4 separate regions of the Mus musculus genome follow, and all the other regions are linked to region 1. Evidence: chromatin loops called from intact Hi-C (ENCODE). Cell type or tissue: gastrocnemius. All regions are shown on one strand. Region 1 overlaps Mrps31 (mitochondrial ribosomal protein S31). Region 2 overlaps Slc20a2 (solute carrier family 20, member 2). Region 3 overlaps Slc20a2 (solute carrier family 20, member 2). Region 4 holds the start of Gm30135 (a long non-coding RNA gene).

Region 1 (8,000 bases):
ACTGCAAGTATAGAGTTGTTTTGTTTTATTCTTAATAATTTAAAACTGGGAATATTCCAAGTGCCAATCAGCCAGAGAATAAGTAACTGTGGTGTGTCCGTAGGATGGGATACAATGCAGCAATGGAAAGTAGTGAACGAAGAAAGTACTAACACATGCAGACCATTGGTGATCTTTAAATAATCGTGCTAAGTGAAATACTCTAGAGATGCAAGACTATGAACTGCATAGATCCACTTATGGGAAAGTGGAGAAAAGGTGACACCGATTTTTTGTGACAGACTTTGATCAGTGTGTAGCAGAGCACCAGTGTTTCTTATGATATCCCTAAGAGTATGTTTCGCTGGCAATGAAGATAGCTCTGCTGTGGACTGTGGTGGTGATTCTGAGGGAACTCCAAATGAAAGAGACAGGGCTGATTCTTGATGTCATTTACCCATTTGAAGAGCATGGCAAAAAAACCGTGGCATTGAAAGAATGAGGAACTTTTGACTTAATCTTTTACAAGAGTCTTGCAAGGTGGGCATTTCGTTTTTCTGGGGTCTTTTTTTTTTTTTTTTCATTTTTCGAGACAGGGTTTCTCTGTATAGCCCTGGCTTTCCTGGAACTCACTCTGTAGATCAGGTTGGCCTCGAACTCAGAAATCTGCCTGCCTCTGCATCTCAAGTGTTGGGATTAAAGGTGTGTGCCACCACTGCCCGGCCGTTTTTCTGGTCTTATTGACTTGAACTACCACATAAAGCCACAGTCAGATGTTAGCTCTTTGTGCCTACTTGTTTCAACATCCTGTGTGTGTGCATGTGTATGTGTGTGTGTGTGTGTGTGTGTCCGTCCATACCTTATGCACACACCCATACCTCTGATTTAGGGGTATAAATGGATTATGAAGCATAAATAAAGACCTAGGTATGACCAAATCATGCAGACAGCTCAGCGTTGGTGAGATGCCATCCGTGCCAGGGTGGGCTTTGGTGATGTCCCTGTCTTTGAGTCACTTCTGCTCCTGCAAGTAACCCCTCACCTATATCCCTGGAAATAACCCAAACACAACTCATAAGTTTACCAAGTTGGACGTTGACAGTATCTGTACGTTGGTCTGTCATGGGCTCCCAATCTACTCCCAGTGGGTGAGTAGATGGGTGTGTTGTATCTCTCTGGGGACAATCTTGTCACATAACAGGAGTAGCAGAGTCACACACACGTATTCCCATGATCTATTACAGACAGGTGTTTTTGTGGAGAGTCACGAACTTGTATTTCTTCTATCAGGTAGTTCTGTATATGCTGGTGCACACACATGCATTTCCTATCCCTGTCATAACTGGAAAGCTGTGTGTAGTAGTTTTTCTCATACACATCTTCCCTAGATCTGTTGTAATTAGGGTTATATGTATAGACACACACACACACACACACACACACACACACACACACACACACAAACACACTATATATATATATATATATGTATATATATATATATATATATATATATCCCTGTTATAGTTAGATGTGGTGATTTAAATGAAAAGGCCTTCATAAGCTCATATATTTGAGTATTTGGTTCCCAATTAGTGAACACCTTTGGGAACCATTAGGAGGTGTGGCCTTGTTGGAGGAGGTGTGTCCTTGGGGCTGGGGGCTTTGAGGTTCAAAAAAAAAAAAAAAAAAGCCCACACCAGGTCCAGTCTCCCTCTCTTTCACAAACTCCACCATACCTAGGCCTAGGACTCCATGGGGTGGTGTTGGGACATAGAATACATGTGAATAGGCATGCCCAGGTTACCACATAGCAGCTCTGGGAAATGGAAGGCATGCAAACAGGCATGACCAAGCTTGCCTCCTGGTGTCAGTGGGACAGGGACTGAGTCCAAAGAGGTTGAACCAGGTTGCCATGGGCACTGCTGGGACACCATACATGTGAGACTAGGAGAGATCATGCTACCACATGGTGGCTCTGGGTCACAGCAGAACTGTGAACTATGTGGCCGGGCCACCACTTGGAGGTCCTGGGACACGGCAAGCATGTGGACATGTTCAGACATGTACCATTGCTCAGACATGGTGAGCATGCAAACAGGCATGCCCAGGCTGTCGTGTGGTGGTGGTCGGACTTGGCAAGTGTGCCAACAGGTGTGCTCAGGCTAGGAGGCAGTAGCACTGGAACATAGCAGGCACGGCAGCAGGTGTGAACCAATGTTCCCAGACAAATAAAGGCATGCCCAGGCTCCTAAGTGTTGGTGCTGGGACAGGTTTGCAGGCAAACAGGCAATACTCCACCAAGTGGCAAATCTGGGACATGGCAGGCATTTAGTAAATGTCTCTGACAAGTCTGCCACATGGCAGCCCTGGGATGTGATAGGCCACCATGTGGCAGCCGCCCAGACCACTAGGTAGCAATGCGGGGGACATGGTATGTGTGTGAACAGGAGAGCTCAGGATGTCACGCAATGGCGTAGAGACACAGAATGTATATACCCTACAGCTGCCTAGAGATGTGGCAGGTGAGAATAGGCATGCCTGGCCACCACTTGGCAGCACTGGCATATGGTAGGTGTGCAAATGCATGTGTCCAAGCCACTCCACAATGGTGCTGGGATATGGTGCAGATGTGTCCTGGCTGCTGGCTGGCAAGGCTAAGACATAGTAGGTGTGCTAGCAGGTATGATCTGGCTAGTGATTTGAGGCTCTGGGACACAATATATGTGCAGACAGGTGAGCATGGGCTCATGTGTTGGCACTGGAACATAGCAGGCATGTGAACGGGCATGTCCAGGCAGTGCTGGAACATGACATACATATGAACTGGCATGCCCAGGCAGTGCTGGAACATGACATACATATGAACTGGCATGCTCAGGCAGTGCTGGAACATAACATACATATGAACTGGCATGCCCAGGCAGTGCTGGAACATAACATACATATGAACTGGCATGCCCAGGCAGTGCTGAAACATGACATACATATGAACTGGCATGCCCAGGCAGTGCTGGAACATGATATACATATGAACTACCATGTCCAAGCAGCCATGTGAAAAGGTGTGCCAAGTCTGCCACATGGAGGTCCTGGAACATGGTAAGCAGGCAAAGAAGTGTGCACAAACCATAACTTGGCAGCCCCGGGACATAGTAGGTGTGTGAATCGGTAGGTATTCTCAGGCAGTCACATGCTGGTACTAGGACACAGAAATCATGCAAACTGGTGTGCCCTGGCAGCTATGTGTCATGGCTGGGACACGGCATGCATACAAGCAGGCACACCCAAGCCACTGCTTGGCAGTGCTTGAACACAGTTGCATGCACACAGGTGAAACCAGCCTGCATTGTGGTGGTGTTGGGATATGGTACATATGTGAACAGGCATGTCCAGGCTGCCATGTAGTGGCCCTGGGACACAGCAAGCATCTGATACCCCTGGGCATTTAACTGTCATGCCCAGGAGATGACATAATGGTGGTGTGACCTGGCAAGTGTGTAAGCAGGCTTGCTGAAGCCACCACATGGTGGCACTAGGGCATGGTAAGCAAATGAATAGATGTGCCCAGGCCACCATGAGGTGGTGCTTGGATAAGGCACGTCTGTTATCATAACCCCACCACCAACGCCCCTCAGTTAACCAAGCTCAGAACAGGCACCAAATGTCCTAGCCACCAAAGGTAGTGCTGGGACACGGTGGATTTGTGAACAAGCAAGCCTACTCTGCCATGTGTAGGTGGTGGAACAGCGCCACCATGTGGCAGCTCTGGGAAATAGCGTGTGTGCGAATAGACATGTCAGAATGCTGGGACACAGAGTTCCTGTAAACACGAGGCTACACTGCCTTAGCAGGGTACGGGTGCAGACAGCCATGCCCAGCCTACCACATTGCACCCCAGGGACAAAAATGGCCTTCAGACTAGTGTGTCCAGGACACCATTTAGTGGCTCTGGGATGTGGCAAGTGTGCAAACAGGTATGCTGGGGCCACCATGTTCCAGAGCTAGGGCAAGGTATGTGTGTTGAAAAGGTGTGCCCAGGTGATCAAGTGGCAGCCCAGTGGCCAAGTGGCCATCCTGGGACACAGCAGGTAGTGTGAGCCTGAAATGGAAAGGCTTCTAATTAAGACAGTTAGTTTTGCCTTTAGCAAGCAGGTTTGCTGTCTAGACAGATATTGGTGGCAGTCCCTGCTCGCAGAAGAGCAGGTGTTACACTCTGCAGAAAAGAGGCAGGGCGAGCAGGTTCACAGAGAGAAGCCGTCAGTAGAGCAGCGTTGGCTCTGATGTCCCAGGCCAGGGACACTTCCTTATCTTTTCTTTTCTTTTCTATTTTCTCCCCCCCCCCCTTTCGCTCTGCCCCGCTTGCCCATAGGTCTTTTATTTGTTTCTCATTAAGGATGGTTGTGAGCCATCATGTGGTTGCTGGGATTTGAACTCATGACCTCCAGAAGAGCAGTTAGTGCTCTTAACTGCTGAACCATCTCACCAGCCCTTCTCGCCTTTTCTTATTCCCGTGTAACCAAATATTTCTCTAGTAAGCTTGCTAATCACAATTAATATGAAAACTTATTGTTTTCCTTTTCTTATTCAACTGTGCCCTGCCTGGTTCTCCCCTTCTGGGGTAAAAAAAAAAAGAATAGCTTATTATTATTTTTTAAATTGGAAATATAGTTTTTCATGCTCTATATTCTGATGGTTTCCCACACCCAAACTCCTCCCAGATTCTCCGTTTCCTCACTGACCAACATCCACAGCCTTTCTTTCGCTCTCTCTTTCCTTCCTTCCTTCCTTCTTTCTTTCTTTCTTTCTTTCTTTCTTTCTTTCTTTCAGCGGAAAACAAATATCTATCTAACTAAATATATATAAATAAAATAAAGCAAAAAAACAGGACCTTTCCTTTGTATTGGTGACTGATCAGGGTGAACAGATGTTTGGTCGCCCCAGGAGGAGTGAGTACAACAGCCTTGGACACCCACTCTATCCTTCAGTTTTTCCATCTGAATCTTCAGTAGTTTAACAGAATAGAGGACTATGATTATGACAGATCTCTGAGAAAGGTAAACTGACCAACAGGGAGAGAAACCCTATATAGAAGACAAGGGAGATGCCAAACTTTCAGCTTTTTCCTCACCCTACTGTCCTCCATCAGCCCACGCTGCTCAGACATGGTCAAGGCTGGTCCTGGATGTGTTTACCTGAGGCTGTGAGTGTTAGCTCAAAACTGATGGAGGAGCCACGGGGAAGAAAGGAAAGCAGAAACCAGCGTCTCCAAAGACAGAATTGTCCTTTAGTCAGAACAACTGAGGGACATCTGTCTCCCGTGGATATGGAGTCTGCACATGTGGCACAGCAGGCTTGGGGCTTTATAAGGTGGAAAGGGGGAACTTTCCATCTGCAGGTCAGTCGCCCGTCACCTTATCAAAAACTTCCGGGATCCTCCTGCCAGCCCACAGGTGTTTTCGGTCAAGTACTTTCCTGTTTGGAGTATCTCAGCCTGCTTGAGGCCTTCGAGAACTAACTCTTCATTCCAGACAACGAGGACAGGTAAGAAGAAGGGGTGACGTTTTCTTTCATTGGGGGCTTCCTGCTGGAGAGGACTATGGGGCTAGACTCTGTGCCAGGCTCTGAGGGCGCACGGGTCAGGTTGGCCTTATGTAAGAGGGAATGTTTTAACTGGACGGTCTGCAGTGGATTGTGTGATTGTGATCATGAGCTCCTGAGATGCTTTTTGAAGGCAATTAGTTAGACACGGGGCTTTTACTGAGTTAGATGAGACTGCAGATTGGGCCCACCTGGGCCCTCGCTAGGACAGCCATTGCTCTAATGTGGACCCAGTGATGGAGACGACTTGATCCAGGAAGAACTCTGGGAAACATTTAAGAGAAGGCAAAAGTTTAAGAAGATGATAAAGAGTAATCATGGGGAGGAGCCAGGGTGGGAGGAGCCAAACGCCTAACCGAAAGGAGGCTTGTCTTGAATTGTCTTTGGGCTGTATCTTGAACCATCTTGGATGTGCTGTGGCAGAAGCTGCATCGTCCCAGGTGGAAAGCACAAATCCCGTCTGTGCCAGCTGGTTTTATGTCAGCTTGACACAAGCTGAAGTCATCTAAGAGGAGGGAACCTCAATTAGGAAAATGTCTTCGTAAGATTGGCTGCACACAAGCCTGAGGACATTTTCTCAGTCAGTGATTGATGGGGAAGGGTCCAGCCCTTCGTGGGTGGGGCCGTCCTTGGGCTGGTGGTTCTTCATTCTATAAAAAAGCAGCCTGAGCAAGCCATGGAAAGCACAAGTCAGCAGCGCTCCTCCATGGCCTCCTGTCCTGACTTCAGCGAACACTGATATGGAAGGGAAAGCCAAATAAACCCTTGCCTCCCAAAGTTGCTTTGGTCATGGTGTTTGATCATAGCAATAGAAACCCTAAGACAAGTTGGTGTCAGGAGTGGGTTACTGGTGTGACAGACCTGATCACACTGTTTTGAGGAACTTTGGGTTACAAAAGTCATTGAGTGTTGAGAGCTCAGTGAACCGTTCTGTGGGAGCTTGGGAGATACGAGTGTTGCGAGCAGTGCAGAGGATGGAAACCTGGCTTGTGATGTTTCAGAGGGAAGCAAAGATACTACCAGGCCATTTGAGTTAAGAATCTGTGGTTCTGGTTAAGTGGGGCTGAAGAATCCATTATGACTAACAAGATACGAGAACCACTAAAAAACGATACCTTGTCTTTGCTGAGATGATGGATGCTGGTCAGCTGGGACTGAAGAATCAGCTGTCTGTTTCCTGCATTCTACTGTGCTGCAGGCTTGGTCCTTGATGTGGGAGGCATGGATCCTTAACAAGTGGGTCTTGCATTCACCTGCGGCCAGCACTGTTTGGACTCTGAGGGGAAGGGTGTGAAGGGAAGAGGTCCGATAGCAGTGGGAGAAGGAGCAGGGTGTGTGTGTGGATATGATCAAGATACATTACATACATGTATAAAGCTGCCAGATAATAAGTAAAAAATCCCAGTACAGTGGAACAGTGGGGCTTGTAGGAGGTCAGCAGTCACTGGGTGCTGCCCCCAGGGGACTGCGAGGCTTCATCTCCAGCTTGCTTCCAGCTGTGAGCTCTTCCTCCCTCGCATGAGTTTGCATCTGGGATGAGGCCTTACCAAAGTTTGTACTATGCTCTACCACATAAGCTTTTTTTTCTTTATAACATTAGCCTTAGTCTGGTATTTTGTTATAGTTAAAACAAGCAAATTACACAAGGATTTTGATGTTAATCAGCTTTACCACTAACAATTATATACCACAAAGAAGCAAAGCCACCTAATGAAAAAAGTTAGAATTGTCTTAGATGTATCCCTAATTCTCAGATACATAATAAGAATGTATTTCGGGTTAAAAGTAATTTCACAGTTATGTTAGTCACATCAGGTACAATGATCAACACAGGAGAATTTTGATAAAATTTCTATTTAGCTTTAATATACATCTTCAAGTTTAAATAAAATTTTTTTCTTTGTGATGTTAAGTGAACGCTATATTATTTTCTTTGAGAATATCTCTTTTTTCATTAAAATAATTTCTAAACCACTCTATGTGCTCGACCTTCTGTTTAACACTCAGATATGGGTTTTTGGAAAGGCCACAGGTCACCAGCTCCATGAACAGACGGATTGGTCCTTGCTTGGGGAAATCCTCCAGGTACTTATCCAAAAATATATGCTCATGGAATTCGGAGCCATCGTCATCTAAACCTGGGAAATAAAATAAAAGAGTAACACGATTGTGAATGGAAAGCCTATGTCGTAAGGTTAGCATTAATGATGCATTACAGCACGGCAGAAGCATAAACTGTGTGATGAGACCTGGTTTGGCCAGCAGTTTAACAAACAGATGTGACTGTGAGCGTCAGTTTCCAGGCACAACGTGAGGACTGAGGGAACGCCTCCCAGGGTGCTGTGGACAGTACATGGAAGCGCACCGTGACTTGGACATCTCAGGTCTCTCAAGACAGAAGCTACTGTCATTCACCCATA
Region 2 (8,000 bases), 140 kb before region 1:
ATTTTCCATTTCATTCTAAACAAAATTCCCTTTGCTGTTTAAGCAGGTTTCAGTCTTCAACAAGAACTCTTGGTCCTTGATTGCGTCTGAAACACATTACTTAGAACATTAGTGGTTCTCACCCTTCTTAATGCTTCAGCTCTTTAATAGAGTTCCCCACGTGGTGATGACCCCCTAACCATAAATTTATTTTCATTGCTACTTATAATTATATACTATAATTTTGCTGTTGCTATGATTGTAGTATAACTATCAGATATGTAAGATATCTGATAACCCCTGTGAAGGAAAAGGCCATTTAACCACAAAGGGGTCATGACGCACAGGTTGAGAACCACCGACTTGGAACAGTTACTCTCACATGATTCCTTTGTCGAGGCTTTGTCGAGGCTTACAGAACCAAGCACCCTTTTCTTCTTGGACTTCCACATTCTTACACACCTGCAGCCGTATTCCTAGGACTCCTGTGTAAGTCTTTTACCTTTCTGAGTTTAATTTTTTTTTTTTTTTTTGAAACAAAGAGTCTCACTATGTACCCTTGGCTGGCCTGGAGCTTCTGAATAGACCGGAGTAGCTTGCCTCTGCCTCCCGAGAGCCGGAATTAAAGGTGTGTGCTGCCATCCCAGCCAGTTACTTTTTTTTCTTTCTTTCCCCCTTTAAAAACAAAACACAGGGCCCCTCTGCAGTGCTGACTGTCCTGAAATTCTCTATTGTAGACTAGGCTAGCAGCTACCTTGCCTGCCTCTAGCTAAATGTTTGTCTTCATTTTGTTATAAAGATCTTACAAACAGTGGGAGGTGGGAGGGACCCTCTAGAAACTACCAGAGGAGGTGAGAGACTCTAAGGACTCAATGGGGTACCTTAGCCAAAATGCCCTACATCGTGGGGAGGGAACTCAGAGTCCACCTCTAGGAGATAGACAGGGTCTTAAGCAGAGGGGCATGGCAACTAACTACAGGTAACATTTCTGATCCTGGAGTGTTCCTGTCTAAAAACTGCAGGGAAGAGACTGAAGGAAGGGTAGTCAAATTACCGGCCCAACTTGGTATCCATCTTATGGGAAGGTGCCAAGGCCTGACACTATTCCCGATGCTATGTTGTACTTACAGACAGAACCTGGCATGTCTGTCCTCTGAGAGTCCCTACCAGCAGCTGAATGAGATAGAAGCAGATACTTACAGCCAACCATTGGACTGAAGTCAGAGACCCCTGTGGTTGAATTAGGGGAAGGATTGAGGAAGCTGAAGGGGAGGGTGACCCCATAGGAAGACCAGCAGTGTCAACTTACCCAGACCCCAGGGAGCTCCTATAGACTGAGCCACCAACCACACCAACCAGTAGCATACACAGACCAGTCTGAGGGCCCTGGCCCAAATAAATATAGCCGAGGTCTGCCTGGTCAGGTCTCAATGGGAGGTGATGTGCTTGAGAGACTTGAGAAGGGGGAGGAGGAATGGGATGAAGAACCGTGGGAGAGGGGACTGAGGGGAAGAAAACGACTGGAATGTAAATAAAATAATTTAAAAAACAACCCCCCAAAACAAAAGACTTGATTTTTAAAAGATGTATACACAGCTTCTATGGAAGCCAGAAGGGCTTCCCTTAGAGCTGGAATTATAGGCATTTGTGATCTGCCTAACGCAGATACTAGGATCAAACTCCGTCCTCTGATAGAGCAATAACAATAATTAGCATCTCTCTAACTCCTTATCCTTGTCTTGGTTCCCTGCCTCAAGTCTATGATAACCAAGTGCCCTGGTAGAGTAATGTTACCAGGGAAATTGGGCTTCTCTTTTATGGTTTCTTAGACTCCCAATAAATTAATTGTAAAATAGACTCAGAAGGAAGCTTGTGAACCATTTTAATGAGGCCTCTAGCTGGCATCTGAAAAAGAGAAAAAAGATGTTTTGAGTTAGAACTCAGAGAAGTGGGCAGGCCTTACTAGTGAAGATCTGAAAGTGACGGCACTAGGAGAAAGACTTCTGAGAAGTATATTATCTCATTAAGGTGATAATTACTCCTTCCATCTCCTTAGGAAGTTTTCTTAGTAGGGTTTCTATTGCTGTGAAGAGACGCCATGACTACAGCAACTCTTATGAAGGAAAACATTTAACTGGGGCTGGCTTATAGTTCTACCATGGCAGGAAGCATGGCCGCACACAGCAGACATGGTGCTGGAGAAGGAGCTGAGAGTTCTATGTCTGGTTTGGCAGTCAGCAGGAAGACAGAGTGACACCAGGTCTGGTATGGGCTTTTGAAACCTCAAAGCCACCCTCAGTGAAGTACTTCCTCCAACAAGGTCACATCTCCCAATAGTGTCACTCGCTAAGAGCCTATTGGGGGCCGTTTTCAGACATCCTCAGGAAAGTCAGCTTTCCTGAGGGGGTCTCTTGGTCAGGTGATTGACAGGCTCAGCCTGATTAACTCTTACAGGAGACAATAGCCTGTGACATTCTAATAGTTGGGGGCAGATCATAAGTGGAACTCAGTTCTAGTCTTTTGACCTAGAGGAAGTAGTTTTCCCTTAAAAGGCCTCACCAAAGCACCAATGGATCCATATTTCAGTTTTAAACACTAAGGAAGTGCAGTTGTGACAGGTCCCTCATCTGGCTCCGTGCTATGTAGATTATGCTGGCCTGGAACTTAGAGATCTACCTACCTTGGCCTCCTGAGAGCCAAATTCAGAACTGTATGTCACCACACCCAGCTTATGGGGTGGATGGACTCTTCTGTTGCTGGAGAGGAGAGGACTTAAAAATGACCCATTGAAGATTAGTATGTGTTTAGAGCAGTGGTTCTCAACCTTCTTAATGCTACGACTCTAATACAGTTCTTCCTCATGTTGTGCTGACCCCCAACCATAACTTTTCTTTTACTTCATAACTGTAATTTTACTGTTACATAATGTAAATAATACCCGTGTTTTTCTGATGGTCTTAGGTGAGCCCTGTGAAAAAGGGCTGTCTGCTCTCCAAGGGTTGCAACCTGCCTTTGAGATCCACTGGGGTATTTGCCAGTTCAGACTCAGGAGAGGGAAGACAGAATAAATGAGGTTCTCCTCTGAGCGTGGCTTTCTCGTCCCTCAGGCAGATTTCCTATACATGGGAAGCATGTCTGACCACACACAAAGATGCCAGGGACTGAGGAGTTCCGTTGTTTGGGTCCCTCATCACACACAGGAACCATTTTCTGGACATTTGACAGGAAAGTTGTCTTTTGGAGTGGGCTTTTCCCTCCTCTCCTGGGATGACATACAGAGTAGCCATCTCCTGTCAGATAACACTGCCCCCCACCCCCCGAAAGCATGACCTCACCAGACTCCTTCCCTGACTGGGACCTAGCTGGTGCAGTTGCCTGCTAGGGCTCAGGTGGCCCTTCTACGGCAGGGTCTGACCGCTGCCTGAGAGAGGCAGGCTGTGTGGCCTGCAGAGTGTTTGCTCACACAAGGGCTATCATTTTCTCACCAATAAATCTGAGAGGATGCCGAGTGTCGAAAGCAAGGTGCCATTTTAGAAGGAGAGGGTTTCAGACTTGGCAGTGGCCCTGAAACCCGCACACCTGGATGGTGGTTCTCATCCATTACCCATCCAGCTGTTAGGCGACATTGCTGGCACAGTGAGGAATTTGAAAGGTTTCACTGAGTGTCCCAGCTTGAGAACAGACCAGGTCCTCAGTGGGAGTCAGCAGAAACGAAGAGCCAAGCAGGTGAGCTCCACACAGGAGTGTAGTCTCCTTACCATGGTCATCATGGTGGACGGATGACTATGTTCCTGCCTGCTGACAGAGGTGTGGCTCACTCTTTCCCTTTCTAGTTTTGTGTACTGGTTCTGCACAAACACGGAATTGTAGTAAGATGTAGGGGAAACTACAAGCGGATGAATTGTATAGTTTTTATTTTTGTGAGAACTCTGAAAGAAAAAGACGTCAGAAGTAAGTTTTTGAGGGGCACTTTTTTTTATTATAAATTTAATATGCTTGATTAATGAAAAAAATTACAATGAAGTACCGTGAAAATGTATGTCAATATAAAAATATTAGCAGCATTTCCATGGTTTCGGGCCCTTAACATTTTAGTCATCCTGACTCTCTCCCACCGTCAGAAGAGAACAGCGGCTCCACAGGAGAACCTCGGATGTCCTACAGAGAAAAGGCCTCTAAGATCCCCAAGCCCAGTGTCCTCGCCAGTGCCTCCCACTAACCGTGAACTTGCAGCATCCGAGCCCATCAAGCGCTCACTGGCTCTGATGCTGGCAACAAGGATTCTGCTTTTCAGGTTGCAGGGCACGGCGGGGAGGGACACCGAGTGGGACTTGATATGTATGTAGTGTACAACTCTACACCCCCACTGCCGTACGCCATCCACGCTGGTGACAGGGAAAGGCCGCTGAACAAGCTTACCAGTACCTGGTGTGGCAGCCACCTGGCTGCTGCTGGTGTCACCAGGTTCACTGTCGTGGCCCGTGGGGAGGGGACAAGCAATGGGAAGATGCAACACTGGCACGTTATCCCCTATTTCTTTGGTACTTTCCAAGTTTCTCCAATCAAAAAGGTGTACAGGAAGCAGACGGTTAAAAGTAGTTTGAGTTTACCGTTGAAGCCATTGTGACACATGACAGTAACTCAGACCCAGCTCAGGAGCGCATTCTTCAGAGAGAGCACTTGTGAACACCTGTCCCAGGGTTGTGCAGTCACTCAAGGGCCTGGGCACTCGCCCAGGTTTGCATTAAGTATACTGTATCTCACTTATATTACAGTGTATTTAAAAAAGGATTTTATACTCTACACTTGCCACCACTGAAATCATTATATACAATTAACAGAGTCTTGCGGTCTAGGCAATGCCTCTGCTTTCGTTCTTAGTTTGCTGGAGATAAATGCTACCTATTCTAGGTACACAATACACATCTACTGTAAGTAACCGCACCACATCATGCCATCACAGCATCAGCTCGATGTATGCTACTATGTACAGTAGGTAGGTTAATTCTGGAAGATGAGCTGTGGCCTGGGTAAGCAGGGCCGGCACGAAGCCATCTGGAAGGCGTGTGGAAGGGTGTGCATGTGTCAGGGAAAGCAAGGGTGGGAGGTGTGAGTATCTTAGCCACGTCAGAACATCCCTCCAGCCGTCTACCGACTGGAAGAAAAGAGACCACATATGTACATGAGGAGAGCCATGATAGCAGCACTGAAGAGTCCAGCCACGGGCACAGTCACGAACCAGGCAACAAAAATGTTCCGGAAGAGGCGCCAGTCCACAGCCTTCCGCGAGCGGATCCAGCCCACAGCTACCACGGAGCCCACCTGGAGGAGCAGAGACATGGCAGTAGGAGTAAGGTCTACTTTAAAGGACGACGCAGAGGAGAGGAGACTTTCACAAACACCGACTTTTAGTTGTTTAAGACATCATCAGCCTGTATCATGTGACCCGAGCCCCACATTTGTTTTCTATGGAGATCATTTTATAGTTTTCATAATTTATGCTCTCACCCTGGTTTCTCTCTGTAAAGTTCTGAGAACATTTCTGCCGGGCTGCGTTTGAGGACTGAAACTCTTCTCCAGTCGTGCAGCATAGCACGCTCCCTACCACATCTTCCTTTCTACCTGTCAGCAGATGCTTGAGTCTTTGCCAGATACGATCCTCCTTCAGTTTTTAAATAACTGGGTTCATATTTATTTACTGCACGCGGGTGTGTGCACGCCACAGCACATGTGTGGAGACCAGAGGACCACTTCAGTCCTAGCACTCAGGATGTCCGGCTTGGTGGCAAACACCTTTCCCCCATCGAAGCCACCTCGAGAGCCTTGTTTCCTACTAGAATTATTGTAAAATCACTGTGCCCCCCTGCAGCTATGCAGGTTCCGCGAGTGCTGCCCCCATTTGACACACTTTCTAATCAAGCTGGAGGTTTCTGTACTTTCATTTGGATGTGGGCAGTTTCTCTCTGTTAGTTGTCTGGCCTTGCTGCACACACCGTCCCACTGTGGTCCTGCGCGCAGGACCTGCTCATACCAACAGCTCTTCCTTGTACTACTTATTGTATCACGGAAACAGAATTGACTATGTGCTCAGTGCAGGCACCTTGGTAACAGTAACATACATATTTATTAAGGTCTTATACAAATTAGATATAAATATCTTAATAAAATATCCCTATTATGCTATAAATATCGAGCAAGTTATAATTCAAGGTGAAAAATTAAAGTTTGATTTTATTTTACTTTACTTAATAACTAATTAATTTTTTTGAGACAGGGGTCTCACTATGTAGCTCAGGCTGGCCTGGAACTTGCTGTGTAGCCCAGGTTGGCCTCACACTCAAGAGATTCTGCCCTCCCTCTGGTTCTTGAGCCCTAGTGCACCACCATGCCCGACTTGAGAGTTAAGTTTGAAAGTTAGTATATGCACCTATGTGCACATAATGGTTTTACTGTGACATTTCCACATAACACAGGGTCTTCATGTTCTCTGCTATCCTTTCACTGGCCTCCATATTCCTAATCAAGTCTCCTTCCAGAGAGGCTGGAATTGCTAGGCAGGAGTTCCTCTCCATGTGACTTATATTCCATTACTGTGGAGAAGATGGCTAATAGGTGACAACAGCTAGGGAAGCCGGGCAGGTGTGACTGTTTATGCCTACAAAATGGCGGAAAGTGGGCAGCTGAGATGGCCCGGTGGGTAAAGGTGCTCACCCACACAGCTGCCACCTAAGGCTGATGAGCTGAGTTCAACCCTGGGACCCACCCACATGGTGACCACCGCATGAATGTCGTGCGCACACACACACAGTGAATGAGTAAATGGGAAATTGAGAAGCTAGCTGCCTTTTCCTTGGCACAGAGTAAGCGTGGAGAACAGGGAGATGGCTATCCTCATAGGCCACCCTGTTTTTTGTTAAGTATTTCAGTGAACCCGTGCTTCTTTGGTAATTTGTATTCATTTTTTTGTGGCACTATTGGCTGAACTCAGGATCTCAGTTGTGCTAGGGACACACGCTATCATTATGAGCCGCCCAAGAACCTTTCATTATTTTAAAACCTCCCGACATTGGAGCAGTCCCCGTGGGTGAGCAGTGGGGGTGCCAGTCTCTGCTGGCCTTCCTCCTGTGTACGAGGGAGGGGAACAGCAGAGCACCATGCCAGCCCTGGGTGGGAATGCTTCTTAACCTCTCTCTGCCTCCATTCCCTCATCTGTGAGGCTGGGCAAGTGCTATCTCAACCGTCCTTGCAGTTTGTGAGTGGGTCAACGTCCCGTTGCACTTCCAGCGGTGCCCAGTGGGGGTCGCCTCATACATCAGAGTCAGGTTGGTTGGTATGGTGATGTCTACTGATTGATTACAATTAGGAGGACCCTGTGAACAACTGGACATAATACACCATACCAGCATCAGGAGCTACCTCCTGACCCTCATTTGGAATAGACTCTAAGGCACAAGAGTCAGCCTAAGCGTCATGTGAGGGGAGAACCAGAAGCAGCCACATCTTATAATTGCTCTGAAATAATTTTTGTTTCCTTCTGTTTCTGTCCTGCTCTGAGGTCAGTTCTGCGCAGTGGCAGGAACCGGAGGGCACATCCCATGGGAACCTGCAGTCAGGCTCAGTGCACACACGACTTCAAGGGGAACTTGCAGGTGGGCACAGTGAGGGCACAGGCGAGTGGAAGCTCTCACTGGTGCTGAGGAGGCACAGCCTCAGCACCAGGTGCCTTGCTGGGGACCGGGAAGGATTAGAGGCGGGTGCTAGGGAAACAAACAGGCCTGGCTGTCCCACACCAACCACACGGTGTAGCTGCTTCTTTTCAGACCGACCTGCCACCCCTCAGAATGGCAGTCTCTGGCTGGCAGGGGCCTACCTTGCAGTGCGTGGTGCTGACAGGAAGCCCGATGTTGGAGGCAATCACCACGGTGAAGGCAGAGGCCAGCTCAATAGTGAAGCCACTGTGTGGGGGGGACAGGAAGACAACGTCACAGGAGCTCTTTGTGTGGCCTTGCCGACACCCCGTG
Region 3 (8,000 bases), 110 kb before region 1:
CTAGGGTTTAGATATTTAGATGGACTGACTCCCAAACTCCAGGAACAGCGGGGAGCCATGGGTTTAGAGCCTCCTCAGGCTGTGCTGTGCTAACTCCTTAGCTCAGCCTAGCTCCTCTCCAGCTCTGACCCTGACCCCAATCCTAGAGCAGCTCAATCACCATACAAGGTAACTCTATCATGGGGCTCTGTGTACCCACCAGACGCCATCTCAAGAAAGCAAAACAAAACAAAAAACAAAAAACAAAAACAAGGCAGACACTTGAACCAATGTACACACTGAGCAAAAATTTCTTCTAAATACAATACTTCGGGCTGCTTCACAGACATCAAATGTGTGGTAAAATACTTCACATTGGGTTGTCCTCCTGGCAAGGCTCTTGAACTGTTTCAAATAATCACAAGTTCAGGGGGGCACTGAGGCACTGTAGCTGTTTCCCACTGTGGATGGACAAAGTAGGGCACAGCTTGAATGGCTTGTGTTCACTCAGCCAGAAGTGGCTGCCAGGGCCGGCAATGCAAGCCTGGGACTTGTTTTCAGCTCACACCACTAGATGCTTTCTCATCTCATGCTCCTCTCTCGCGGTTTCAAAACAACAAAGACATGATAAGTAGCGATTCTGTGCTAAGCTCAGACATCTTAGCTCTTTTCCGAACCCCCCAAGGAACAGAAGCGTATTCAGTCCTTTAGGGGAGAGATGACAGAACTTTTCATTATTTCACTGACACTATTTTGTTTTGCATCTCGTTGTTTTGCATCTGATAATCATCAACAGAATGTACAGAATAAACTTATTAAAACTAGCGGGGCTTTGGTCCAGGCCAGTCTTCTTCCCACTGCTTACCTACCCCTCCCTACACCCGTCCTTCTCACTGACACAACGCAGGTCCCACAGGGTTGCACGTGATGCATGCTTTCAAAAACAATATTATCAAGACCACAGCGAGCTGTATGACGTACAAATCTGCAATGTCCTCAGCACCACTTCCACTGAGTACACTTTCCAGGGAAGGGGTAGATTATTGAGCATGTATCTTTCTAGGCACTGGGAGAGCATGACTAAGAGTTGGAAGGCAGGGTGGGTGTGTGTGGGGTGACATACAAAGAAGGAAAAGTAACACCGAGGGCCATCTGAGGTCATATGAAAACCTACTACAGTCAAAGCATCTTAAAACATTTATCTATGTGAAAGAAGTCCAAATGGAGTCACCAAATAATGAGGGAGAGACAGCCCCAACGGACACCATTCATCAGTGCCAAGAATGGGTTATATCTCATTGTGCTGTTGGCCAAAGGGGCCCCCTGGAAACAGATCATTTAGGGGAGAGATGACAGAACTTTTGCCCCCTTGGTAAATTCAGGCTACTGTCAAGGCTTTTGCTAAAGACAATTCCTACACATCTCACTGAACGTGGTAAAGTCAAGCCGGGGTCTACCTAGAGCCTTCACCCCCTACTAGTGTTCACGGTGCTGGGATGGAGGAGGAAGCGAGGATGGAGGAGGAAGGGATGGAGGAAGAGGAGGGGATGGAGGAGGAAGAAATGGAGGAGGGGATGGAGGAGGGGTGGAGCAGAAGATGAAGGAGAAGATGGACGGGAAGATGATGAAGGTGGAGGAGGAGATGGAGGAGGAAGTAGGGGAGGAGAGAGTATGCTGCGGAGGAGGAAGAGGAGGGAGGAAGGAGGAGCAGTGCTGCTGTGGCAGCTATACCTCAAGAACGAGTTTTTTCTAGCAAAGCTAGACATCAGGCTGGGTTGTATTTAAGGACTCCTTTGCTGATAGAAAGGAGCGAGCAGGGCCAGAGTTAGGGCTCAGGGAGGGGTGGGTGTAAAAGTACTCACTGTGCAACCTGCATCCCATGCTGGATCCCACATTCAAAACAAAACAAAACAAAACAAAACAAAGCAAAACAAAATCCGGGCTGTAGTGACAAGCATCTGTAACCCGGCAGTCCTATAGCAGAAAGCTGAGAGAGGGACAGGACAATTACAGAAGCTCCCAGGCCAGGATGTGTGTGCCTGCACATGTGCGCCTGCATACGCGCGCGCACACGCGCACACACACACACACACACACACACACACACACACACACGCACGCACTTGTGCACACACTTTCATAAATGGAGTGAAACCCCCTGGTCAGAACTTTTTAGGGGCACCATCACATAAACACTATAGTGAAGTGATGCTGGCGGCAGAAGCGGTGATCGGCCGGGGTGCTTCACGCCTGTGGAACCAGTTCCTCAGGAGGATCATTTAATCACAGAAATTCTGGGCAACATAGCAAGATCCTGCCTCAAAAGAGGAAGACGAGAAAGCGCCCAGAGTTACGGACCCTGAACTGTCACATGAGGCCCTGTGGAAACACAGACTGCAGAGGACCGGGCTCAGCGCTACACCAGACAATCTGCTTCTGATGTCACCACATGCGATGCGGATGCAGCCAGCCTGTGGCCCTCACTCTGACTTGGAAGTGGTATGTCCCTGTGCGGTATTCTTTTTCTGCTCAATACTATTGCTTCCTAGTTTTTCCAAATGTCAGGAGACAGCCGTGATTTTATCATAAACCTTCCAGTGTTTACATCCACCTGTCTTCCTGCTCTCTTACCTATCATTTTACTACACATGTTCTGAATGTTGCCCAAGAGGACCATCTTGCTGGTACAGCGAATCATTCTGGGGGAACGAAACTATATGGTGGTGACGCATTACAGATACTGTGGATGCTTCACAATTGTGAGTAATAGATCACAGGAATCCATGGAGCGGATCTTTAGATGGATCTATCAGAGCCATCCCTCAGTATTAGTTAATTTGACCAGCAAAGCGAAGGACCAGAACTCCCACTAGGCTCCTAGTCTAGGACCTAATGTCTCAGTTATGACATTTGCTGATTGATATGTATGACAGCTTAAGCAACCTGGCACGTGTGGAATATAACAAACTCTTTCTCTAAATTCTCTTAAATATGTCTTCTAATAATTTTGATGGCCTATCTCTATATTTACTACATGCTGAGTGTTACTACATCATTGGAAATATTAAGAGTCTATACAGGTCTGCAGATTATTATTCTGTAGTCCCAGTACCAACCAGAGCTGGTACCTGGGGTGGGCAACTGTTCTGGCAAGAATATACCCGGAGGCCTGGTGTAGTGGCACACACCTTTGATCCCAGCACTTGGGAGGCCAGCCCAGTATATATAGTGAGTTTCAGGACAACCAGGGATATGTAGAGATAACCTGTCTCCAAAAACCAAAACCCCAAACAAACTAACAGGAAAAGTACCCATGACTAGGTAAGGACACTGCAGTCCGCTTCGTGAGGGGACACATATGGAGCAGGGCATGGCCCCCAGTACCTACAATGTGATAGACAGCAAATCGTGTGATATCCTGTCTTCTAAGTTTCCCTACATTTGTAGGAAAATACTCTCACTTCAGGTTTTTATAGGACTCACTTACACGCAAGAGAAGTGGGTGCTCGTGACTCCAAAGGACCAGACACACGCAGAGACATTTTTTGACATTAATTATTGTATTGCCAGGCTTTCCTGGACCTGGTGACTCAAGCAACATTTTGGCCTCAGTCGCCCAAGTGCAGGGACTACAGGTACACACATCTCTTTCTCCCCATCCCACACCTAAGCCAGGATGGGAAAGCAGGAGCAATCATCACCAGACCCTGGGAGTCTGCGGCTTGCAGCGGTAGACCACTTCTGACCCGCCTCTCCCATCCTGGACAACCGGACATTCCTCCTGACCACCCCCATGGCTCGAGAACAAGCTCTAAGACTCCAAGGCTGTCAGCTGGCTGCTGGGACAACATAGTGGGTAATGGCTGAGTGGAATTTAACTCGAAAGCCTGTTGTTTTTTGCAATTTATGTATCTTCTTGGTATTTAAAACAAGGAAAAACATTTATTATTATTATTATAATTATTCTACTATACCATAATGACTGTGAACAATGCCTTTTACTATTAGCCAATACCAGGACTTGCTCCACAGCTAGTCAATGCTGTTCAGTTACAATACCTTCCTGTGCACTTAGGATTCCATGGCGGGTTCTTACCTGGCGCTCCTGTGTACATGATGGAAAAGACATTTATTGCTATGGTAGCAGCATAAAACAGAGGCAGTGCCTGGAGACCGTTTGGAACAGGGTCCTCCTGTGTAACAATGAGTAAAGTGGAGGTCAGCAGGTGAGCATCTGGTAGCAACACAACCCTCATGATGCGAGTCCCAGTTATGGGGAAGCAGTGTGGCGTTCGTTCTGCTGCAGTGAGCCGCTGCTCCGGCCCAGGCACCTTCTACACAGGTGCAGGTTCAGCAAGCCCACGTGTGCGGCCAGCATGAGAGTGCTAGGGTCACCTGAGCTGACATCACACACAGAGACAGAAAGCTGTTTGGGAGGCCCATGTCTGAGGCCCCAAGCACAGTGTTTGGCCATGACTTCTTCCAAACCGATATAGTGCCTTCTTCACAGGGATGCAGTGCCCACGTAGGCCAGAAGAGGGCGTTAGAACCCTGAGACTGGAGTTCCATGTGGATGCTGGGAACTGAACTTGCATCATCTGCAAGAACAGCAAGAGCTCCTACCCGCTGAGCCATCTGTCTAGCCTCTAGAAATGCAGATCTATAGAACATTTTTAAAGGAATAATGTAGGCTAGAAACACATCAAAGCTGTACTACTGCATAGTTGCTACTTAAGTGACTGATCTCTAAAATATACCCTGATGCATGTGGGTGAATAGGCCACCTGTCAAGATCAAAGGAAAAGAAGATGTAACCCCTCCCCCCCAGATGAACTGTGTGGTAAGAGAAGGTGAAGGCTACTTCAGAGTTGTAACCACAGGAAGGATGCTGGCGGAGTAGGCACAGCTCAGCAAGATCTTCTGGAATGCCTCAAGTCCCCACAGGCACTGGTCCAAAGACTTGTGTTGAAGGTAGTGAAGCGCAAAGAATGTAAAAGAGGGACTGAAAAGGTTCCTGCTGTGTGTGAGCTCTGCCCAGACCAGGCAGGGAGGTGGTGGTGGTGGGGGGGGCACACAGGAAAGCAAATAAAAGACTGAGCTGGAGAAGGGGGTGACAAGCTAGCATGCCACCTGAGATGCACCACACAAAGAGTCCCTGCTGGAATGAAACCAGAGGCCACGCAGGTGCCGCCTGTCACTGTCTTTAGATAAAAGCACTATTTTCTTGGGAACTAAGGCTGTCTAAGGAGGTAGACAGCCAGGAGACAAATGACTCCTTGAGACCACCCTCCCTTTCCTCCTCCTGTTCTTTTTTTCTTCTTCCTTCCAATCTATCCAGTTGGCATGTCACTCATCCAAACATCCAACATATCCTCTCCCTCTCCTCCCTCTCACTGATATTTTGTTTGTGTTGAGAACAGCACAGAGCATCTGGGTGAGCAAATAGGAAGGCTGAGGAGGAGTGGGATGTTTTAAACGTGCAGTCGGCAAGGCGGGGCGGTAGTGGCGGAAGCTGGCTCAGCCTGTGGATGGTGTTTGCAGAAAAACTGAGCTCTCTGCATTGAAACTGGGCTTGGGTCCATTTTGGGAGGAGTGGGGATTGGGTGAGGGGAGGTGAAGTTGGCTTGGATAGGGTGCAGTGGGCTGGGCTGGGCTGAGCTGAGGCTGTTTGGGCTGGGGTGGAAAGGGCTAGGGTGGTGGGCTATGGTTGGATAGGGTAGGGTGCACTTGGGTGGTGGTTGGGGTAATAGCCTGGGGTGGTGTGTGTTGTGTCTTGTGTGCCAGCAAGGTATTAATACCACAGTTCTGTTGAAGCATTATCTGTGGAGATTCTGAAAGGCCCATGAAAAGATAATTACGTTTAAAAAACCGTCTTTTAGAAGGAATTGATTTGAATCTTATCTCTCTTCAGAAAATGAGCATTTTCCTGTTCTTTTCTTTTTCCATTCTTTACAAACACACTTTTCAGGTCCAATAGATTTGTATCTGGAGTCTTAGAATACACCTTCATGGTAGTATGAATTATAGAGAGAATTGGGGAGGGAAAAGAAAGAAAGGCAAGGTGGTATGGAGGGAGAGAATAAGGGAGGGAGAAGGAACCACAAGATACCAGAGATTCTAGATTCAGAACTTGCCTCCTCTCACTGGCAGACCACAGTGGTCTTCAGTAGGATTAGAGTCTGGTTCGGCTGGAGATGCTCAGCGGCACTACATTCTCTTAACAAACTGCTGGCAAGCATCTTTAAAGGTAGTAAGCACAAGAGAAGGCTCTGGAATTAAGAGTGACTAAGACACCCATGGTCTCCACCCTCATAGAAGGCAAGCAGGCAGACAGGAAGAGATAACACACCACACACTACCGAGCACTAAGAGAGGGCAGCACACTCCAGAGCAGAAAGGAGGAAAATGCCAACTCTGGGATAGGAGAGATGTCCTGGAAAATGACACCAGGAAGCTGGATAGGAGGGTTCTGACTGAGGATAAAGTCCAGGTGGAAGAAGCAGCAGTACTGGCCGGTGAAGGCTGGTAGCCAAACTGTAAGCTAACTTAATGTGGCCAATCCTAGCCCAGACGAAGGATGCTGAGACACTGAAGACCGAGTTTATGCTTACTCAGGAGAATGAACCTTTAATGGTCGACAGGAACACACGGAGGAAGGAAGTCATGTCCTTAATGTATTGAGTGTGCACGAGCAGCTCTTCTGTCCACACACACACACTCACACTCACACATGCACACACTCTCTCACATGCACACACTCTCACACATACTCATGTGCACACACACGCACACACACTCCTATGGCAGATTTACAATTCAGCACAGGAAGAGATTAATGATAACACAATAACAGCGCTATATGACAATATACATGCATAGCTTTGTCAATGTCTTATTTATCACACTTGCCCTTCTTCCTCTAATGATGAGAGATGCCACAGTCCCCATGTGAGGGCATGAAGAAAGGCGAATGAAGCACTGGGCTTCCACAGAAGTGTTTCTTCAGCACAGATATTGCAGTATCAGAGATGGCTAAGAGATCAGCAACACGGATGTGCTGGGCAGGGGAGGTCACACCGTGCTGGCTGCTGTTGGAAGTGTGTGAGTTTATCACATTACTCGTGTAGAGGCAGTGCAAAGCGTGCACAGCTCTCATCTGTGGAACTTTCCATTGAGCATTTTCAGACCACATCTGGACATGTCTCTCACAGAAAACAGCAAAATGTGGAACTGTGACCAGGAAGACAAGTGTGCAACACAACCACTGAATGCAGGCCTAAGAGCTGGTGGGATGGCTCAGTGGGTGGAGGTGCTTTGTATGCGCTCTGACAACCCAAGTTCGATTCCTGGGAACCACATAGCAGTAGAGAGAACCAGCTTCACACAGTTGTTCTCTGACTTCCACACACACGTGCACACATGCCCTACACACACACACACACACACACACTCACTCACACACACACACACACACACACACACACACACACTGAAATAAAGTTAAAAATGGTAGGCCTTATAGCTTGTCAAATATTTCAATAGGTCAACCAAGTGTTCAAAGATGAATTAAAGAGCTAAAAATATAATATGATAAACACATATAACATAGAATATTATAGATATATAAATATATCATTATGATGTACCAATATTACAGCTCTATCATTCATCCATGAAAGGATCCCAGTAACCCGGGTAGAACTAGAGGACACTCGCTATGTAGCAGTAGGCTGAGCACAGAAAGGAGAGCAATGCAGTGGATTTATCTGCAGACCAAAAGCTGATCACATACAAGTATAGAGTGAAGGTCCCTACAGACAGGAAGGGATGAAGGAGGGAAGAGTGAAGAGAGCAGGGGTATCGGCCACAAATATAGAGTTAGCAGGGAAGTGATCGGCTCCAATGTGGATCCTGTGTCCCCTGAAGGCACTAACAGGAGGTGAGAGAGCTTCTCAGAGGCGGCACAGTGGGAGGACATCAGGCTGTGAGGGGAGGGCCCTGGAACTAGACAGGGTAGACAT
Region 4 (8,000 bases), 180 kb before region 1:
AGTGCAGAAAACACTTTCTTCATGATCACAAGGAAGTCATGCTCCCTACCTCTCCAGCTCAGTTCTCCCTGGGCTCAAGGCTTCTCGCGCCCGCCCGTCTTCTGTGCCTTATGCTGTGGTTGCCCTGGCTCTACATGGTCAGCTGTTACTGTAGAGCCCATGTTCTTGGGAAACAATGATTCTGGGTTTACGAAGGAACAGGCTGCTGCTAAGGACCCTCTTCCTCCAGAAGACGGTGCTAAGCTCTCGGCCCTCCACACAGAGGTTCCCAGTAGCGCCAGGTTTTCTGGACCTTCCTTCCTACTCTCTTGTGTTCTGAAATAAACAGTCTGACGTTGGGGTTGGGGATTTAGCTCAATGGTAGAGCGAAGCGCAAGGCCCAGGGCTCAGTCCTCAGCTCTGAAAAGATAAAAAAAAAAAAAAAAAAAAAAAAAAAGTCTGACGCTATTTCTTACCATCTCTAGATGTTTTTTCCACACCTCATGGATAATCTTCCTTTCTTGCTCTTCTGGACCATGCTATGCCACAGGTGACACACAATACCTACAACAATGACAACAGAAACTGACACTGTCTCAACAATTCAGACTTGAGATAGGGCTATTATTGTTCCTTTGAATGGATTGGTCCCTGACTCTGACTTTCCTGTCCTGTTACCAACGCCACCGTGTATCCCAGGGAGAAAAAAAAAAGTTACAGTTAGGTTTCAAGACTTTTTTTTCTTTCTCCTCCCCTTCTTCTTCCTCCTCCTCCTCCTCCTGGTCATCTTTCATCTTCTGTTGGGGGTGAGCTACCTCACATTGTGTTAAGCTGTGTCTCTGTATTTTCAATTGTTAATTCTGTACTGGCAGAGACCTCAGTGCTGGCAGGATTCCGGGACTGACATGTCTATGGCCTAATACCAGGTTTTCTGTTGTGTGTTTGTCCTTCCTCACCTAAGAGACGTAGCAGGGGTTGTCTCGATGCTGACTGGTTGTCATAAAGAGCTGACAGCCAAGAGCTACGACAGGAAGTACAATGGTGGAACTTCTGGGCCGAGAGAAAGGGACAGCGGGGGGGGGGGGGGGTAGAAAACAGACTCAGAGATTCGAAATTGGACGGTGAAGGGAGCAGGCACTGACTGGAGCAGAGCAGGTAAGCATAGAACTAGCCACATGGCAGGTCACAAGCTAGAATAGTCTAGTTAAGTTTTGGTAGCCAGGAGACTGCCCCAGCAAAAGGTGTAAGTTTAAGCTATATTAAAAGTCTCTGTGTCATCATCATCACCATCTCCATCATCATCATCATCATCATCATCATCGTCATCATCATTGTGAGGCTGGACCTCACTGTCTGGCCTTGAAGTCCAGGCTGTGTCTGAGTTTGCATTTCTTCCGTCTCTGCGCTCCAAGTATAGGCCTGTGCCCCTGTTCCCTGCCTCATGCCTGATTTCTTGAGAACCTCTCGGTCTTTCGAGATCCTTGTATATGAGACATTTTCATGGTATTCCCTTTGACTTGTTAGGTTTAGGCTAAGGGCCAACCAGGCCACACTTGCCTGCAGCGCCCCCTACACCTCCAGCCTCACTGGCCAGACAAGACCCTGAGACCCTGACTGTGTACCTGTACCCTCTCTAACAGACTTCCCAAGAACTGGGATTTCAGTAGAGCGATGCTAAATGCCAGCACAGAAGGCTGCTCAGATCAAACCATCTGCATGCAGTCCCTCTCTGTCTCCATCCTCAGAGCCGATTCTGAGACCCCTGGTGACTATAAACAGAGACAGACATACACTGCCAAGAGCCTGCCTGTACCTCTCTGACAGACCCCACAGGTACCTGGACCCCGGAGGATGAGCTGATTTCTCTGCAGAGGAAGTCGGCAGACCTTAGATCACCAGCCCCATAGACATTGAGCTAACGTACATCTCCCACCCACGTGTGGATTCGCTTTAACGACACGCACCCTGCCTCCACAGCTCCACTCGCCTCCTCTAAGTCACGCATGAACGAGAGTCCTTCCTCTTTCTCACCCCGTGAGGGGCCTCCTCCCCTCCCACATAAGCCTTACAGCAGACATCTTTGCTCATTTGGATGATCTGAAAGGCTCTCTTTTCAGTCCCTTTCTTGTATTAAGTGAAGCTGTGGTCTCAACGTGCCCCCGTGATTTCTATAGAATTAAAGACTTCGGATCCCTTACGCAGAAAGGGGAGGGGACAGGAAGAGCAGAAGCACACACAACTAGGGGTCCCTGTCCCTTCTCAATCCTTTGCTCTGTCTTCATAACTTTATCTCCCATATTCTTTTCCATCTTCTGAGACTTCCTTTCTCGTTTCTCTTTATTCTCTCTCTCTTTTTTTCTTCTTATATCTTCTTGGAAATATTTACTTAGTGTGGTGGGTTGAATATGCTTGGCCCAGGGAGTGGCACTATTAGGAGATGTGGCCTTGATGGAGGAAGTGTGTCACAGTGGGGGTGGGCTCTGAGAGCTCCTAGTTCTCAAGTTCCATCCAGAGGAAGAAAGTCTCCTGGCTGCCTTTGGATCAAGATGTAGAAAAATCAGCTCCTTCAGCACCACGTCTGCCTGCACAGCTGCTGTTTCCTGCCATGATGACAATGGACTGAACCTCGGGCACTGTAAGCCAGCCCCAGCTTAATGTTTTCATTTATAAGAGTTGCCTGTCCATGGTGTCTCTTTTCAGCAATAGAAACCAAACCCTAACTAAGACACTTACTTACTTACTTACTTACTTTTACTATGTAGCCCTGGCTAGCCTATAATTCACTATGTAGAGCAGGCTGGCCCAGACTCACAGTGAGAAGGCTAGGTTGATTCCCTGACAGCCTTCAAATTGATATTTAAGGAGATTACCCCTAAATCTCTGTTTCCAAGAATTGGGCAAGTCCAGGCCTCTGAAGCTGCCCTGCCACCTGGCCTGAGGCAAGGACAATGCAGCAGTTTCCAGACTTCCCCAGCAACAGTTTCCAGACTTCCTCTGCTACCTCCCCAGCAAGTTTACAGCCCTCACTCTCCAGTAATGGAATGTCTGTAGAGATGGACCAAATAGATTAACACAGAGGTCACCTACCCTAGAATTCCCCAGTGTGCTTTAAATCAGGCCTGCAAGCTCACTTGGTGGTCTCTCTGTTCTGGTAATGGGACACACCTGTATGCTGGACTTCCACAGAATAAAACACTCTTTGTGTTTACATACTCTTTGAGTCCTGGGTATCATTCCTCAGCAAGTCATGGACCCTTACAACAGGTATGCTTGCATCTGCCTCTTGGAATTTAAGGTGTGCTCCACCACACCCAGCCTGCTCCCTAGAACTTGATGGTGCTCCTGTTAAGAAGAAGGCAGTAGTTTGGGGAAAGAGTTAAGATGAAATTACCGGTTCTAACACAAGCTTTCCCAGAAGATGGATTCACATGCATGAGAGCTGTGATTGGCGTAACCATCAGGCTGTTACCCATACTGTATCAGATAATAGTTTTTTCAAACTGAGCCTGACCCTAGGCTACTTTGTTTTACAAGCAGCTTCTGACTCTGTTTTGAAGGAACAGGATGACGACAGCTCTTGAGTAGACTCATAAACGACACTACCTATCAAACACCCACAAAGTCTGTTCACCGTAGGTTGGTAAATGACTTATTCCTGGGAGCAGAGAGGGAGGGAGCCACCATATAAATCTATTGGAGTGTGATGGTTTGTATATGCTCAGCCCAGGGAGTGGCACTATTAGAGGGTGTGGCCCTGTTGGAGTGGGTGTGTCACTGTGGGCCTGGGCTTTAAGACCTTTAACCTAGCTGCCTGGAAGTCAGTCTTCCACTAGCAGCCTTCAGATGAAGATGTAGAACTCTCAGCTCCTCCTGCACCATGCCTGCCTGGATGCTGCCATGCTCCTGCCTTGATGACACAGGATGGAACCTCTGAACCAGCCCCAGTTAATGTTGTCCTGGCAAGACTTGCCTTGGTCATGGTGTCTGCTCACAGCAGTAAAACCCTAAGATGTGAGGTTTGCTGGTTTATGGCCAGCTCTCCCCCTAGGGGTATCCAGGCCTATTGCGCTCCAAGTTGGACAGGAGGGAGAGAAACTTAGTGGGTGTGGGTCTGTGGTGAGTGCACGGGCAAATAACACACACACCTAGAAATAGATTGAGAGAATTGGTTTCTTTATTGGGGGTGTGAGTAGGGGATGTGGTGGTGGGGTGAGTGTACGTCATTGGCTAGTGCCAGGTGCTGGGGATGCCTCATTTGCATAAGGAGGACTCTCCTCATTTTATTTATTGGAGGCTTTGCATTTCCAGTCACAGGGGCTCACTTGAAACCCTGTGTCAGAGGGAGTTTACTTTGAACTCGTTAGAGATTTTACGAGACATAAATTGGATAATTGTATAAGGTACAAGTCAGAGTGACAATTATATTATGCCAGTCGATAACCTCAGAAAGGACAGGAGCCAGAAAAGCTGTGCCCTGTTGGTTTCAGAACAGCCATTCTTCACAGCTTGCTTTTGGGGTATGATCTCTTAGATTGTTTAAAAAAATGCCGGTGACTGTATGAAGACTGTCAGGAGATACAAAGAACTCTTTAAAGGAACCTGATTGTAGAATAAATTAGTGTTTCAAATAGGGGACCAAAGTGATCTATTTTTTTCCACTTGTTTTTACTGTCAAGGCCAGTAGATGTCACCTGGGAGCAGAAGAAGGCTCCCTTAGCCTTTTTTCCATCTATGTGACATTAGTCAAGATCTCACTGACCCTGGCTTCCCTTAGAAGCAGTGAGAGCATTTTTCTCTCTGTGATAGACACTGGTGAGAGGTCCCTGGTGGGTCTCCATGACTCCCCCTATTCAAGAGGCTAGGTGACTTTCTGTAGGACCTTTTGAGAGATATCTTGTAGTGTACTTGTTATGGTTTGCATATGCTTGGCCCAGGGAGTGTGTGGCTATTTGGAGGTGTGGCTTTGTTGGAGGAATTGTGTCACTGTGGGCATGGGCTTAAGACCCTCATCCTAGCTGCCTAGAAGCCAGTTTTCTAGCAGTTTCCAAGTGAAGATGTAGAACTCCCAGCCCTGCCTGCACCATGCCTGCCTGGATGCTGCCATGTTCCCACCTTGATAATGAGAGACTAAACCTCTGAAGCAAGCTGTGAAGAATGGCTGTTCTGAAACCAACAGGGCACAGCTTTTCTGGCCCCTGTCCTTTCTGAGGTTATCGACTGGCATAATATAATTGTCACTCTGACTTGTACCTTATACAATAATCTTATCCAATTTATGTCTCGTAAAATCTCTAAGCCAGCCCCAATTAAATGTTGTCCTTTATAAGACTTGCAGTGATCATGGTGTCTGTTCACAGCAGTAAAACCCCAAGACAGTACTCATGAGTTACTTTTCTGTTGCTGTGACAACACTGGGACCAAGGACACTTATAAAACAAAGCAGCATATATTTGGACTTTTGGTTACAGAGAGTTAGAGTTCATAATGACAGAGTGAAGGCATGGTCACAGGCATAGCCTAGAGCTCGCATGTGGATGGGCAAGTAGGAGGCAGAGGGAGGACTGCTTGCTTGCAGAGGGAGGACTGCTTGCCTTTTTTCATAAGCTTTACATACACTGAACTAAACAGCATCTGGTTATGTTTGGATAATCAATGAGATCATTTACTTATAATTTACTTATAATTTCCCCCATGTAAACCATAAAAAAGCTACCCCATGTAAATAATGTATATGCACATAGTAGATACAAAGATAGATTTTAAAAAATAAAAAGATTGGGTACCACTGGTTACATCACATTTTATTTAATAGCTTTAGAACCACTTAACTCACAAATCTGTATTTTTACAGACATGGTTTTTAATGCAAAGCAGAAGGCCTTTGATCTTGCTGTGTAGGCTTCAACCTTTCTCTCCAGTGTGATATTCCTGGGGAAGTTCCAAATTCTTGGGACCCCTGATCTCGATCGTTTGATAGACGAAGAGAGGGACACACGTCTCTCTCTTAAAAATTTTTATTTTTCTTTCATATGTATGGGTGTCTGCCTGTAAGTAGGTGTGTGGTGCTATCATCATGGAAGGGTCTGCAAAGGTCCCATACTCTACAGGATTGTGGGTGACATGGAAAATGCTGGATCACTGGCACAAAAGACAGTTCACCACTGTAAAAAAATAATAGCCTTGTTTGTGAGGTTACCAGGAAAATATCTGAGAGAAGTGGGGCCCTACCCAACATGGTCATAAACAGACAGGCCTTGAACCTGGTCATTGCTGATTAACATAAAAGATTTCTATGCAAAAGGAATATTGTCTCTTTGTTGTTAACCTTCATGACGGATGGTGGCGGCTGTGGTGGAACTTTCTCAGCTGGAGAGAGGCTTCAGGTGGGTGAAGGGTGCCTTTGCTAGGCTCCGCCCAACAGTTACCTAGGAACAGCCAGGTATGAGCTCATATATAAGAAAGCTCTCTCCCTCTCTCCCTTCTCTTTCCCTCCCCCTTCCCTTCCCTTTTCCTCTTTCCTCTCTTCTCTTTTTTCTCCCTTTCCCCTCTCCCTGTTTCTCCTCTCTCCTCTCTTTCCATTTACTCTCTCTCTCTCCACGTGTCCAGTCTTGTCTCCTCTTCCTCTCTCCTCTTTCTGTCCTCTGCATCCCCTTCTGTCCTCTCCGCCCTTCACCAGGTCTCCTTCCTTTCCCGCCCATAAACCTTCTTTTTTTTTTTTTTTAAAGAGATTTATTTATTTATTTTTATTTATATGAGTACACTGCAGCTATCTTCAGACACACACTAGAATAGTGCATCGGATCCCATTACAGATGGTTGTGAGCCACCATGTGGTTGCTGGGAATTGAACTCAGAACCTCTGGAAGAGCAGCCAGTGCACTTAACCACTGAGCCATCTCTCCAGCTCCCATAAACCTTCTTTATACTTGGTCTGTTGCAGGGTTTGTTTTGGGCGGGGCGCACACCTTGGCAGGGCCTGCTAAGGCACAACCCCCTCCCTGCATCACACCACCAATGTTTTGTAAAACACAGCAGCCTTCCCCTACCCATGTTCCATAACTTCTCCTGTCTTCCTACTAGTTAGTCTGTTCTGATCCTACATACACAGGGTGAGGGGGTTAAGTGACAGATATCATGAGGTTAATAGCAATACACCCCTTTATAGCCAATTTAAAGCAACGGAGGGGTACAGAGGTAGCAGCCTTAAGCTACGTGTACCTGGAATCCTTTCTTGAATTTCTTGTCTGGTTTGTGGATGATGTCCCAGCATTTAAAAATCTGTTCATGGGGCTGGTGAGATGGCTCAGTGGGTAAGAGCACCCGACTGCTCTTCCGAAGGTCCAGAGTTCAAATCCCAGCAACCACATGGTGGCTCACAACCATCCGTAATGAGATCTGACTCCCTCTTCTGGAGTGTCTGAAGACAGCTACAGTGTACTTACATATAATAAATAAATCTTTAAAAAAAAATCTGTTCATATTCATTATGTTGTTGTTGTTGTTGTGTGCACACACATGATATCTATGTAGGACACACATGCCACCTCGCTGATATAGACACCAGAGGACAACGTTGTGAAGTTAATTCTGTTTATGGGTGTTCTAGTTTGATTTCTGTTGATGTGACAAAACACTCACCAACTGGCAATGAAAAAGGCTTATTTGGCTAATGTGTCTACATCACAGTCCATCACTGAGAAAAGTCACAGCAGGAACTCTCAAGCAGGAATCTGGAAGCAGGAACTGAAGCAGAGGTCATGGAAGAACATTGCTTGTTGCTTAGGGCTCCCTCTTCCTTGTATTTCCCAGGACCACCACAGTGGGCTGGAGCTTTGACAATCAGTCAGAACCTCTAGCCAATAGGATGGACGCAGTTCCATGCGGAGGTTTTGGCGATGTAGCTTTGAGACTGGCAAGGGAGGATAGCAGTAAGCAGATGCTGCTAATTACGTTGTGGTTTTCGTCACTAGCTGGCGAGAAAGTGTTGTGGGAATCGTTCTGGAGTAAGCACTCTGACACCA

The links. Peaks named below come from ENCODE experiments on the same cell type or tissue, not always from the same donor. Only the 100,000 strongest peaks of a DNase experiment are listed, where the experiment ranks them.
Region 2: a loop joins it to region 1, with 5 times the contacts of the local background. A loop is called at or near these places in 37 of 42 quality-filtered maps.
Region 3: a loop joins it to region 1, with 2.8 times the contacts of the local background. A loop is called at or near these places in 6 of 42 quality-filtered maps.
Region 4: a loop joins it to region 1, with 15 times the contacts of the local background. A loop is called at or near these places in 16 of 42 quality-filtered maps.

Annotation. Positions count from the first base shown.
Region 1 is chr8:22,428,899-22,436,898 of GRCm38, reverse strand. It overlaps Mrps31 (mitochondrial ribosomal protein S31), which reads right to left. Exons shown (of 7, transcript NM_020560.2): 7 at 7,234-7,718. The coding sequence ends at 7,489. Among named protein-coding and RNA genes, the nearest start is that of Mrps31, 22 kb to the right of the region's middle. In gastrocnemius, CTCF peaks have their summits at 2,284, 3,516 (motif pointing right) and 3,722 (motif pointing left); DNase peaks (open chromatin) are centred at 2,292 and 3,708; H3K4me3 peaks cover 208 bases; H3K27ac peaks cover 1,134 bases.
Region 2 is chr8:22,565,548-22,573,547 of GRCm38, reverse strand. It overlaps Slc20a2 (solute carrier family 20, member 2), which reads right to left. Exons shown (of 11, transcript NM_011394.3): 10 at 7,850-7,934; 11 at 3,932-5,301. The coding sequence ends at 5,128. Among named protein-coding and RNA genes, the nearest start is that of Vdac3, 24 kb to the left of the region's middle. In gastrocnemius, a CTCF peak has its summit at 7,272; a DNase peak (open chromatin) is centred at 7,253; H3K4me3 peaks cover 490 bases; H3K27ac peaks cover 1,987 bases.
Region 3 is chr8:22,541,676-22,549,675 of GRCm38, reverse strand. Slc20a2 (solute carrier family 20, member 2) reads right to left here. Exons shown (of 11, transcript NM_011394.3): 5 at 4,076-4,172. Among named protein-coding and RNA genes, the nearest start is that of Vdac3, 48 kb to the left of the region's middle. In gastrocnemius, a CTCF peak has its summit at 4,514 (motif pointing right); DNase peaks (open chromatin) are centred at 486, 4,518, 4,947, 5,560 and 1 more place.
Region 4 is chr8:22,608,980-22,616,979 of GRCm38, reverse strand. It overlaps Gm30086 (a long non-coding RNA gene), which reads right to left. Exons shown (of 5, transcript XR_870239.2): 4 at 7,618-8,000; 5 at 5,856-6,404. It overlaps Gm30135 (a long non-coding RNA gene), which reads right to left and starts at 1,921. Exons shown (of 3, transcript XR_378800.2): 1 at 1,817-1,921; 2 at 456-543. In gastrocnemius, a CTCF peak has its summit at 4,682 (motif pointing right); no DNase peak of the experiment used is centred here.